Regions from separate parts of the Homo sapiens genome. Here region 1 is linked to region 2. A link is a loop called in an ENCODE intact Hi-C map of the cell type or tissue named here. Cell type or tissue: psoas muscle. All regions are shown on one strand. Each heading gives the region's core, and the rest is flanking DNA. Links, peaks and the distances in the headings are about the cores only.

What was found. A loop is a pair of places that touch in the nucleus more often than their neighbours do. Peaks named below come from ENCODE experiments on the same cell type or tissue, not always from the same donor. Only the 100,000 strongest peaks of a DNase experiment are listed, where the experiment ranks them.
Region 1: it touches region 2 in a loop (1.9-fold over the local background); 1 of 110 quality-filtered maps calls a loop at or near these places.

Annotation. Positions count from the first base shown.
Region 1 is chr12:56,801,866-56,807,244 of GRCh38, reverse strand. No RefSeq gene overlaps it. Among named protein-coding and RNA genes, the nearest start is that of HSD17B6, 41 kb to the right of the region's middle. RefSeq lists an enhancer at 1,926-2,575. In psoas muscle, for the core only: no CTCF peak of the experiment used is centred there; a DNase peak (open chromatin) is centred at 3,284.
Region 2 is chr12:56,911,843-56,917,221 of GRCh38, reverse strand. No RefSeq gene overlaps it. Among named protein-coding and RNA genes, the nearest start is that of SDR9C7, 20 kb to the left of the region's middle. In psoas muscle, for the core only: no CTCF peak of the experiment used is centred there; no DNase peak of the experiment used is centred there.

The sequences.
Region 1 (5,379 bases), core at 235-5,234, 110 kb after region 2:
GGTCTCGATCTCCTGACCTCATGATCCACCTGCCTCAGCTTCCCAAAGTGCTGGGATTACAGGCGTGAGTCACTGTGCCTGGCCAATGAGCTTTATATCTTATATAGGACCAGGAAAGGGTATGAGACTTATCTGATTGGAAAAATAGCAGTACCATTGGAGGTTGAAAATTGGACCCCAATGATGAAATAGGAGAATAGAAGAGGAAACACTTTCAGGTGTGTATACCGGAGGGCTTATGAAGGACAAGGACTAAGGCCCTGAATTACACCAACCTATTCATGGTAGAATAGGGATTTGATGAGAATCCCACTGGCTTCCTGGAAAGGCTAAGAGGGAGGGGCCTTGGTAAAACACACCTCTCTATCTCCTGATTCAGTAGCAGAATAGCTGGTCCTAGGCACTGACTTTATCACACAGGTGGCCCCTGATGTCAGGAGGGGGCAGCAGAAACGGGCTGTGGGACCAGATGGTACTTTGGAGGGCTTCCTGGTAGGAGCCACGTTGGTCTTTTGCAGTGGGAACTGGGAGGAAGTCCAGAAAAGAGGGGAGATACAGGAAAAAGGCAGAGGCTCTAATAGCTGCTCTGTGGGCTCATGGACCCCAGAGTCCCTGATATGCACCTGTTGACTACTGCAAATGTGGCAGGCCAGGTCATTTTAGGAGGGACTGTCTGGACAGTGTGGGGAGGCCACCTCGACCCTGTCCAGTTTGTGATGAGGACAATTAGAGGGCGGACTATCCCTGGAGACACGGGTCACCCGGTCCAGGGCCGGCCTCCCTTATAGTGCAGCGGGACTGACAGGCTCTGGGGCTCCTCTCCCCAGCTCCGGTTGTTCAGACTACCATTGCCACCCAGGAGCCCCAGGTGATTCTGGGCATCAAGGGAAGGAGGGTTGACCTCCTTCTGGACTCTGGAGCAGGTCTTTCAGTTCTCCTCTTCAATCTAGGCCCTCCTCCTCCTTTGGCACAACCGTGAGGGGCATCTCAGGTCTCCTTCTGCCACTGTCATAGTCCTGTGAATACAGGAAGCTTTTTCTTGCAACAGGTTAGCTTTTTTTCCTTTCAGGAGGCACCTTATTAGGCCAGGTCCCCAATTCCTGGGACTCCCATTCTCTCCCTTGTTTGAGGAGGAACTGGTCCCACAGCTTCACCTGCTTATGATAGGGAGGCAACAGAGGAGCAGCCCCAGCCAGTTGCTAGCTGCAATTTGGTGAGGGCTGCCTGGGACTAATTTAATGGGCCCATACACCCTCTTGAGGCACCTTTTTGTCCCAAGGTTTCTGATAATTTTGGAGATTGTGAACAGGAGTTTCTTTGAGTGAACGGAACTAACAGAAGACTGAAGTAATCTTTTTTGACATTTTGCTTGAACCATTGATGATCCTTCGTTTTGTTTTTCAGAATCAAGGAAGCTTTCCTTTTGAGATATTTGTAGCTTTTGACAGTTGTGAGGGTGAACCAACCAGTGATCTCTGACTGCAGCTCAGAAGAAACAAAAAGGATGGGCCGTCAAACTCCAATGGTCATGCAAATGGAGCCTCGGACAATGGCTCCCTTTTACTGGAGACCCTTATATAGGCCCCTGAGAGAAAACCTGACTGCCATTTTCCCAAAAACAATGCCCCCTGTCAGCATGAAGCAGTTAAGAATGGTCACTGTCCCTATCCTAACGGCAGTTAGATGTACCTCTACAGAGTGGTGATTGATGGCAGTGGTGGGCCATCTAGAGTGGCCGCTGCCATCACACAGGCTGCAGCAGGGAGGTACAGCCAGAGCTGTATACTCCATGCAGCTGGTGGGAGCCTCAGACAAGTGGGAGCCCTGCCCCTTCTGATTTGTTAGGGTGGGAGCTCCCCAGGTGCAGACACAAGTCTGCCCAAGTTATGGCTGCAAACTGGGCCTCCCAAAGCACAGAGCAAGAAGAAGCCCCACCCCCTGGGGCACAGGTTAAGCTGCCCAAGTCATGGCTGCAGACCCAGGCCTCCCTGTGCTCTTGGGGGTGCTGGGAGCAGGGAGGAGCCCTGTCCTCCTAGGCGTGGCTGCAGCCACCCAAGTCGTGACTGCAGAGCATGACCTCCCACTCCACAGAGCAGGACCCCCACCCCCTGGATGCAGCTGCAGACACCCAAACTGTGGCTGTGAACCCAGGCATCCCTGCACTCTTGGAGACCCAGGATGGTCCTCTCCCCCTGCCCTCACAGGCTTGGAAGTGCCTGCTCCTGCCGCCTGGCTTCTCCCTGCTGTCGGTACCCACTCCGATCTAAGAGCAAAGTCATGGTCAAGCCTGAGCTCTGTCACAGCCCAGCCAGGTGTGTACATGCTCAGGGAAGTGTTGACACACCAGCCCCCTGCCACTTCAGCCCGCCTCTGGACCTTGGGTGCCAAAGAGCACAGGAGGGAAGCTGAGGGGGTGATAAGGGCAGTTTGGCACTGGCCTGCAGGTGCCCCTTGGCACGTACAGCCTGGGTGCCATGAATGGCAGCAGGAGGCAGACAGGTTCCTGGGGGGAAGGGAGTGGGTCCCACGTGAGGCCCCACCTTCAGGCCAGGGAGGGCCTGAAGGCTGGGGGCCAGGCTGCTGCTCCCATAGACTGCAGTGGAAACTTGTGGTGTCTTTTCCAGGCCCATCCATGGCTGCCCATGGAACAATCAGTGCTCACCTCCTCCCCTCTGAGGCCCATAAAAGCCCTGGGTTCAGCCAGAGCTGAGCAGATGTTGGGATGACCTGCCTGCAGACAAAAGCTACTCTCTCTGCTGATACCTGAACACTTGTCAGGATGAATTGCCTAGCAGAGAGGAGCTACCCTCTCTGCTAGGAGCTGAACACTCATCAAGACACCCTGGCTGCAGAAAGTAGCTGCCCCCTGCAGGTTTCCTCTGAGCTGTTCTATCACTCAATAAAGCTCCCCTTCATCTTACTCACTCTCCTCTTTTCTGCCTACCTCATTCTTCCTGGTCACAGGACAAGAACTCAGGACCCACTGAATGGCAAGGATAAAAGAGCTGTAACACAAACAGGGCTGAGACATGCCCCTTGCTTGCCTCATTGTGGGCAAAGAGAAGAAAAGAAGAGCTGCAGCCCTTTGGGGAACCCAGACCTGGGAGTTCCCCAGACCAGGGCTGTGACTCCTATTTTGGGGCCCTGTGGTTCCTGGCATCTCCGAGCTTCTGGGTGCCAATGTGTCCTCCAGTGCCAGCCGTAGAAGCTGCTTGCAGTGTGCCTGGTCTAGCTGCAGCCTCACAGAGAGCCAGAGCCCATGCCAGCACCTGGAGCTGCCCGGCCCACTGCGGCAGCTGGTACGTCTGACTGTGCACAGTGGCCGGATCCCACACTCACTCACACACTCCTCACTGTTCCATGCCTGACTCACCCTTGGCAGGCATGGGTCCCAGGCCAGTAGGGTGAGCCAAACACAGCCTGCCAGGCTGAGTAGGTGAAACAAGCCCAGTGGGCCCGAGCAAAACTCGGGCACAGGGGCCACCAGCCACAGAGGTTCCTGGCTAGAAAAACAACACCCCAAAGATCCCATAATACAATGAGATACCATCTCACACCAGTCAGAATGACTATTATTAAAAAGTCAAAAAATACCAGATGCTGGCGAGGTTGCCAAGAAAAAGGAATGCTTATACACTGCTGGTTGGAATGTAAATTAGCTCAACCATCGTGGAAAACAGTAAGGCAATTCCTCAAAGAACTGAATTCAGAACTACCATTCAACCCAGCAATCTCATTACTGGGTATATACCCAGAGGAATATAAATCATTCCACCATAAAGACACATGCACATTAATGTTCACTGCAGCACTACTCACAATAGCAAAGACATGGATTCCACCTAAATACCCATCAATGGTGGACTGGATAAAGAAAATGTGGTACATATACACCATGAAATTCTATGCAGCTGTAAAAAAGAACGAGATGATGTCCTTTGCAGGAACATGAATGAAGCTGGAAGTCATTATCCCTAGCAAACTAACACAGGAACAGAAAACCAAATACTGCATGTTCTCACATATAAGTGGGAGCTAAATAATGAGAACACATGGGCACAAAGAGGGGAATAACAGACACTGGGGCCTGCTTGAGGGACGCAGGAGGGAGGAAGAAAGAGAATCAGGAAAAATAGCTATCAGGTACTATGCTTAGTGTACTTGGGTAACAAAATGGTCTGTACACCAAACACCCATGACATGCGTTTGCCTGTATTAACAAACCTGCACATGTACCCCAGCCTGAACTAAAATAAAAGTTAAAAGTAAGCTGGGCATGGTAGCTCATGCCTGTAATCCTAGCATTTTGGGAGGTCCAGGCAAGTTAATTGCTTGAGCCCAGGAATTTGGGGCCAGCCTAGGTAACATGGTGAAACCCCATCTCTACAAAAAATACAAAAAGTTGCCGGGTGTGGTGGTGTGTGCCTGTAGTTCCAACAACTTTGGGGGCTGAAGCAGGGGGATTGCTTGAACCTGGGAGGTCAAGGCTACAGTGAGCACTGAGCTGAGACTACACCACTGCACTCCAGTCTGGGTGACAAGATGAGACCCTGTCTCAAAAAAAAGAAAAGAAAAAAAGTTTAATTTTTAAAAAGTTAAAAATAAATAAATACATTTTAAAAATAATCTCTCCCTCACAAAGCATCAGAAAAACAGACTTTACACTTCACATAATTTTATATTTTCTGTGTTTGCTTCATTCAGCAAATATTTATTGAATAACTACTAGGTACAAGATCTTGTATCTAGGTTAAAATTTTATTGACACATTTATTCATTTCTTCCCAAGGACTAAGGTCTTTCGTAATGCCGATGCCCTCCAAACATTCTACACTTTACTTAGATCAGTTGGCAGGATTAAAAGGTCTTCCTGTTAATAATCAGCTTGAAAAAAATTCTTTAAAACAGTGTTTGGCCACAAGAAACTTCCCAGCAATATCCATTACCCTCAAAATTAGCGCAATCTGGTTCCACTTTGTATAATAAAATAATGTGTTGTTTTTCAATTGCTATTGACCCCAGGTTGCAAGTTATATAAACTGAGTGTGCCCAGGTGAACCAAGAATGCAACCATGGGCAGCATCTAAATGCCTGAACCAAGGAAAGGGGATGGAATTAAGAAGTCGACACCAGGCCAGGCAGAGTAGCTCACACCTGTAATGCCAGTGCTTTGGGAGGCCGAGGTGTGAAGATTTCTTGAGGCCATGAATTTGAGACCAACCTAGGCAACACAGCAAGACCCTATCTCAACAAAAAAAGAAAAAAAAAGCAAGAGGACACTTCATGGCATGATCCATGATCCAATCAGATTGAACCCTGGCATCATCCCATGGCATGATCCAATCAGATCATGCCTCCTGGCATTACTGCATTGCAAGA
Region 2 (5,379 bases), core at 201-5,200:
TGGGGATCATTGAGCTCCTGCCTGGCTAGCATGTTTGGCATGTTCTTATACAGGAGCAGTGTAAATACTGCCTCTACACCAGAGCAAATGGAAACAGAGGATTTTAATGCCAAACTTGGAGCTGTTAGAAGAAAAATCTGAGCCAAATTACATTGAACAGAGTTTGATTGAGCAAAGAACAATTTGAGAATCAGGCAACCCTGGAACCAAAATAGGTTCAGAGAGACTTCAATCCTGGAAGAAAAGTTACGGAGAGAAAAAGGAAAGTGATGTACAGAAAATGAAGTGAGGTACAGAAACAGCCAGAATGGTAATAGCTCAGTGGGCATTTGCCTTATTTGAACAGTTTGAACAGTTGGCCTCCTTTGATTGACTGAAACTCAGTGATTGGTACAGTCTGTTTTCACAGCCAATTAGGTTACAGTTCATTATACAGAGAAAACTGTATCCCAGACTTAATATATGTAAGGAGGAGCTTTAGGCTAAACTTTTTAACAGAACAACAAGGTGTTCCTTTGAAGCCAAGCATGATGATTAACACCTGTAAACCTAGTGCTTTGGGAGGCTGAGGTGGGAGTAGTACTTGAGGCCGGGAGTTTGAGATCAGCCTGGGCAACATAGTGAGACCCTTGTCTCTACAAAAAGTAATTTTTTTTTTTTTTTAATTAGCTGGGCAGAGTGGCACATACCTGTAGTCCTAGTTACTCAGGAGGCTGAGGTGGGCGGGTCACTTTAGGCCAGGAGGTCAAGGCTGCAGTGAGCTATGATTACATCACTGCATCCAGCCTGGGCAACAGAGCAAGTCTTCATCTTAAAAAAAAATTAAAAAATTTTTTAAAAACTTCCTTTTAGAATTTCTGACATGGAACATGAGGGGGGAGGAATGAAAAAATTGGGTGTGCATATTTAACAGTCAAGGACGAGCTTCAACTGGGAGATGAAAATGCACTACAAGTGGACAATTTTTGAAGGCAGAATTGAGACTTTACTTAGGTGAACTATGAGAGGGCATTGTGTATAAAGAGAGAAATGCCAACTCTTCTTTTTAATTTTGCCAAGTAAGGAAAGATCTGAATTTCTCTTTTTACTGAAGTGAAGGAGAAATCCTTGCATGTGGCTCTGTCACCTTTTCTCTTGAGAGACAGGTGATGGGTGAGCCCTAGCTGGCCCCATAATTTGGCCCTAATTATGGGCCCTGATTAGGGGTCTGAGATTAGTTTCCTCTTCATAGCGACACATCCTTGGGTGGTTCCCAGCCACACGTCTCCTAGCTTTCTCAACAGACCGAAGTTAGAACTGGCTGTCATTGGAGCCGACCTTCAAAAATACTTGGCAGGTGGCCAGGCGCAGGTGGGATTACAGGTGGCTCACACCTGTAATACCAGCACTTTGGGAGACTGAGGCAGACAGATTGCTTGAGCTCAGGAGTTGAAGACCAGCCTGGGCAACATGGCAAAATCCCTACTCTACAAAAAATATAAAAATTAACTGGGTGTAGTGGTGGCATGCACCTGTAGTTCCAGCTACTCAGGAGGCTGAGGTGGGAGGATCACCTGAGCCCAGGAGTTTGAGGCTGCAGTAAGCCAAGATCACATCCCTGCATTCCAGTCTCGGCAACAGAGTGAGACCCTGTCCCAAAAACAAAAAACAAACAAACAAAAAACCTGGCAGGTGACAATCTGAAACCAAGGGCTTAGTTTGCAATTTGATCAGGTCTGCCTGCCCTGCTTACTTTTGGTCCCTTGCTTTTTGTTATTCTTTCTTCCTTTATCCGTGAACCTGAAGGCCCCAGTATAGCTGAAGGCTGTTGCTGGATGCTGAATCTTAACCTTTACTGACTATTTGATAGCATTCATAGGTCACCATGGTAATAGTCACTTTAGTTGTTTTTCAGGAACCTGGGCCAGCTCTTGTCCAGTTCAAACTGGTTGAGACTACTGTCCCTCAACGGGGTCTGTGCAGGTGGCCTTTTGACATTGGGGGGCCCAAAACTCACCCTCAGATCATGCTAATGTTTTCATTTTCTGTATATATATTCTATGAAATGCCATGAATTCTGACTATGCCTGCGCAGGATGGATCTGTTACTTCATTTTTCCTTACTGCCAATCATCTTTCCCCATATTTAGACCACCCCATTTCCCTAACCCGTAAATATCCCCAAGCATTATCTTCAAGGAGGCAGATTTGAGAGCTGTTCTCCTGCCTCCTCACTCAGTGGCCTTGCGAACGAATCTTTTCTCTCTTGCAAAACCTGTGTCATGAAGATTTATTTACCATGCATGGGCAGAATGAACCCAACCTGGCCTGTAACAAGTCCCTGAATCAACTGACTGTAGCCAGGAGTCCAAGGTTCTATTAACAGCTTAGCTTTGGTCAGATGCTCATTCCTTGATCAACTAATGGAGGTTGGGGTAGGTGGGATCTCTAAGATGATGACATCTTCTATTTAAACCACATAGTAAGAGTATTTCCCAGAGACAGAGGTAGATAGGTACATGAATGCTATTATAGACCAGCAAGATAAAGGTCAGTTGACTATATTATCATTTTATGTTATAAATATTGTATTTAAATATAATATTCTAAATATTATTGTATTTAAATATAATAGTCTAAATATTATTGTATTTAAATATTTATATTATAAATATGATTGTATTTAAATATCATATAAATATTATTGTATTTAAATAATATTTAAGTAAATATTAAATATAAATGTTAACTTTTAAATATTATTACATATTATTAAATATAATTTAAATAATATAAATATTATTGTATTTAATATTGATATTGTATTTAAATAATATTTATAATATAGTTTCTATAATATAAACATATTAATAATACAATTATAAATACATAATTTATAAAACTAGAAGGGGCCAGGCATGGTGGCTCACACCCATAATCCCAGCACTTTGGGAGGCCAAGGTGGGCAGGTTACTTGAGGTCAGGAGTTCGAGAGCAGCCTGGCCAATATGGTGAAACCCTGTCTCTACTAAAAATACAAAAATTAGCTGTGCGTAGTGGCACACGCCTGTAATCCCAGCTGCTCAGGAGGCTGAGGCAGGAGAATTGCTTGAGTCCAGGAGGCTGAGGCTGCAGTGAGCCGAGATTGTGCCACTGCACTCCAGACTGGCCGACAGAGCAAGACTCTGTCTCAAAAAAAAAAAAAAAAACCTAGAAAGTTATATAACAAAACTCACCAGTAAGTGTTTTTCTTGAACAATAAAAATGAGAAAAATTCTTATTTTAAAATTTTATTTCCAATATTTCTACAACTAACATGTATTAGTGTTTTTTTTAAAATTATACTTTAAGTTTTAGGGTACAAGTGCACAACGTGCAGGTTTGTTACATATGTATACATGTGCCATGTTGGTGTGCTGCACCCATTAACTCGTCATTTACATTAGGTATACCTCCTAATGCTATTCCCCCCCGCTCCCCCCACTCCACAACAGGCCCTGGTGTGTGATGTTCCCCTTCCCGTGTCCATGTGTTCTCATTGTTCAATTCCCACCTATGAGTGAGAACATGTGGTGTTTGGTTTTTTGTCCTTGCAATAGTTTGCTGAGAATGATGGTTTCCAGTTTCATCCATGTCCCTACAAAGGACATGAACTCATCATTTTTTATGTCTGCATAGTATTCCATGGTGTATATGTGCCACATTTTCTTAATCCAGTCTATCATTGTTGAACATTTGGGTTGGTTCCAAGTCCTTGCTATTGTGAATAGTGCCGCAATAACTATAAAGAACTCAAACAAATTTACAAGAAAAAAACAAACAACCCCATCAGAAAGTGGGCGAAGGATATGAACAGACACTTCTCAAAAGAAGACATTTATGCATCCAAAAGACACATTAAAAAATGCTCATCATCACTGGCCATCAGAGAAATGCAAATCAAAACCGCAAGGAGATGCCATCTCACACCAGTTAGAATGGCGATCATTAAAAAGTCAGGAAACAACAGGTGCTGGAGAGGATGTGGAGAAATAGGAACACTTTTACACTGTTGGTGGGACTGTAAACTAGTTCAACCATTGTGGAAGTCAGTGTGGCGATTCCTCAGGGATCTAGAACTAGAAATACCATTTGACCCAGCCATCCCATTATTGGGTATATACCCAAAGGATTATAAATCATGCTGCTGTAAAGACACATGCACACGTATGTTTATTGCAGCAGTATTCACTAACAGGTATTAGTGTTTTTTAAGTAAGTAAAAGGCTGCATTTCAAGCTCACCAAGGCTGTGGGCCCCTTCAAGCCTGACACTCTTTAAATTCTTGGAGGCAGCAACTGTTTTAGAAGGGAAGAATTACTTCTAGAATTCTTCTAGAGTTGTAGCTGTTTTGAACCCTTCTAGCAATTTGCTCAAGCAAGAGTATAGGACCTTTGTTTGCTGTTAACAGTATTTAGAGGGGGTATATTTGATCAGTTTCTTCTTCATCTTCAATTTATGACACTTTTCTGTGCCTTTATTTTACTTGGAAATTCTCATCATAGATTTCCAATGTGTGCTTCTAGATGCCTGTTCCTGATGAAAAGTGTTTTTCTGCCTGCTTAGTTCCTGCAGGTGTCCTCTCCTATAAACCTGTGGGAATGGGTAGTTCCTTATCTTCCAATTTCTAAGCCCTTTTTCAATCTTTCACTGCATTTTCACAGGGTAAGGGTTTGTCTGAGTCCCAGGGACTACCCACTACAATCTTTGTCTCTATTATTTTATTTATTTTTGTATTTATTTATTTTTGAGACAGGATTATGTTCTGCTGCAGTGGCACCATCTCAGCTCACTACAACCTCTACCTCCCAGGCTCAAACGATCCTCCCACCTCAGCCTCCTGAGTCGCTGGGACTACAGGCACACACCACCACACCTGGCTGATGTTTAAATTTTTATGGTAGAGATGAGGTCTCACTACATCACCCAAGCTGGACTTGAACTCCTGGGCTAAAGCAGCTCTCCTGCCATGGCCTCCCAAAGTGCTGGAATTATAAGCCTGAGCCACCATGCCCAGCCCCCATCTTCCTCTCTGTTGATTTGACTTTGCCCATGTACGTTTACACCCTTTCTTCTCCACCATTGGCATAGTTTGGAGCAAACTAAATTCAGAATAATTTCCTGCCTTTTGCATTTTCCATCTGCAAGAAACTTTCTTCCTCTCCTCTCCAGACAGTCTCTTAGGGTCATCCTTTGACATCCCAGTGGCCTGTCCTGTAATTCTTCACACCCTATTCACAGGAGATTTTTCATGAGCTTTGGGCTCAGATCTAGAACCAGGAACACAAAAGAGCCTCCCCATCCCACTAGCAGAATAGCTTCAGTAGTTCCTGGAATTTCTCACATTGGGTTCTGTTCCCT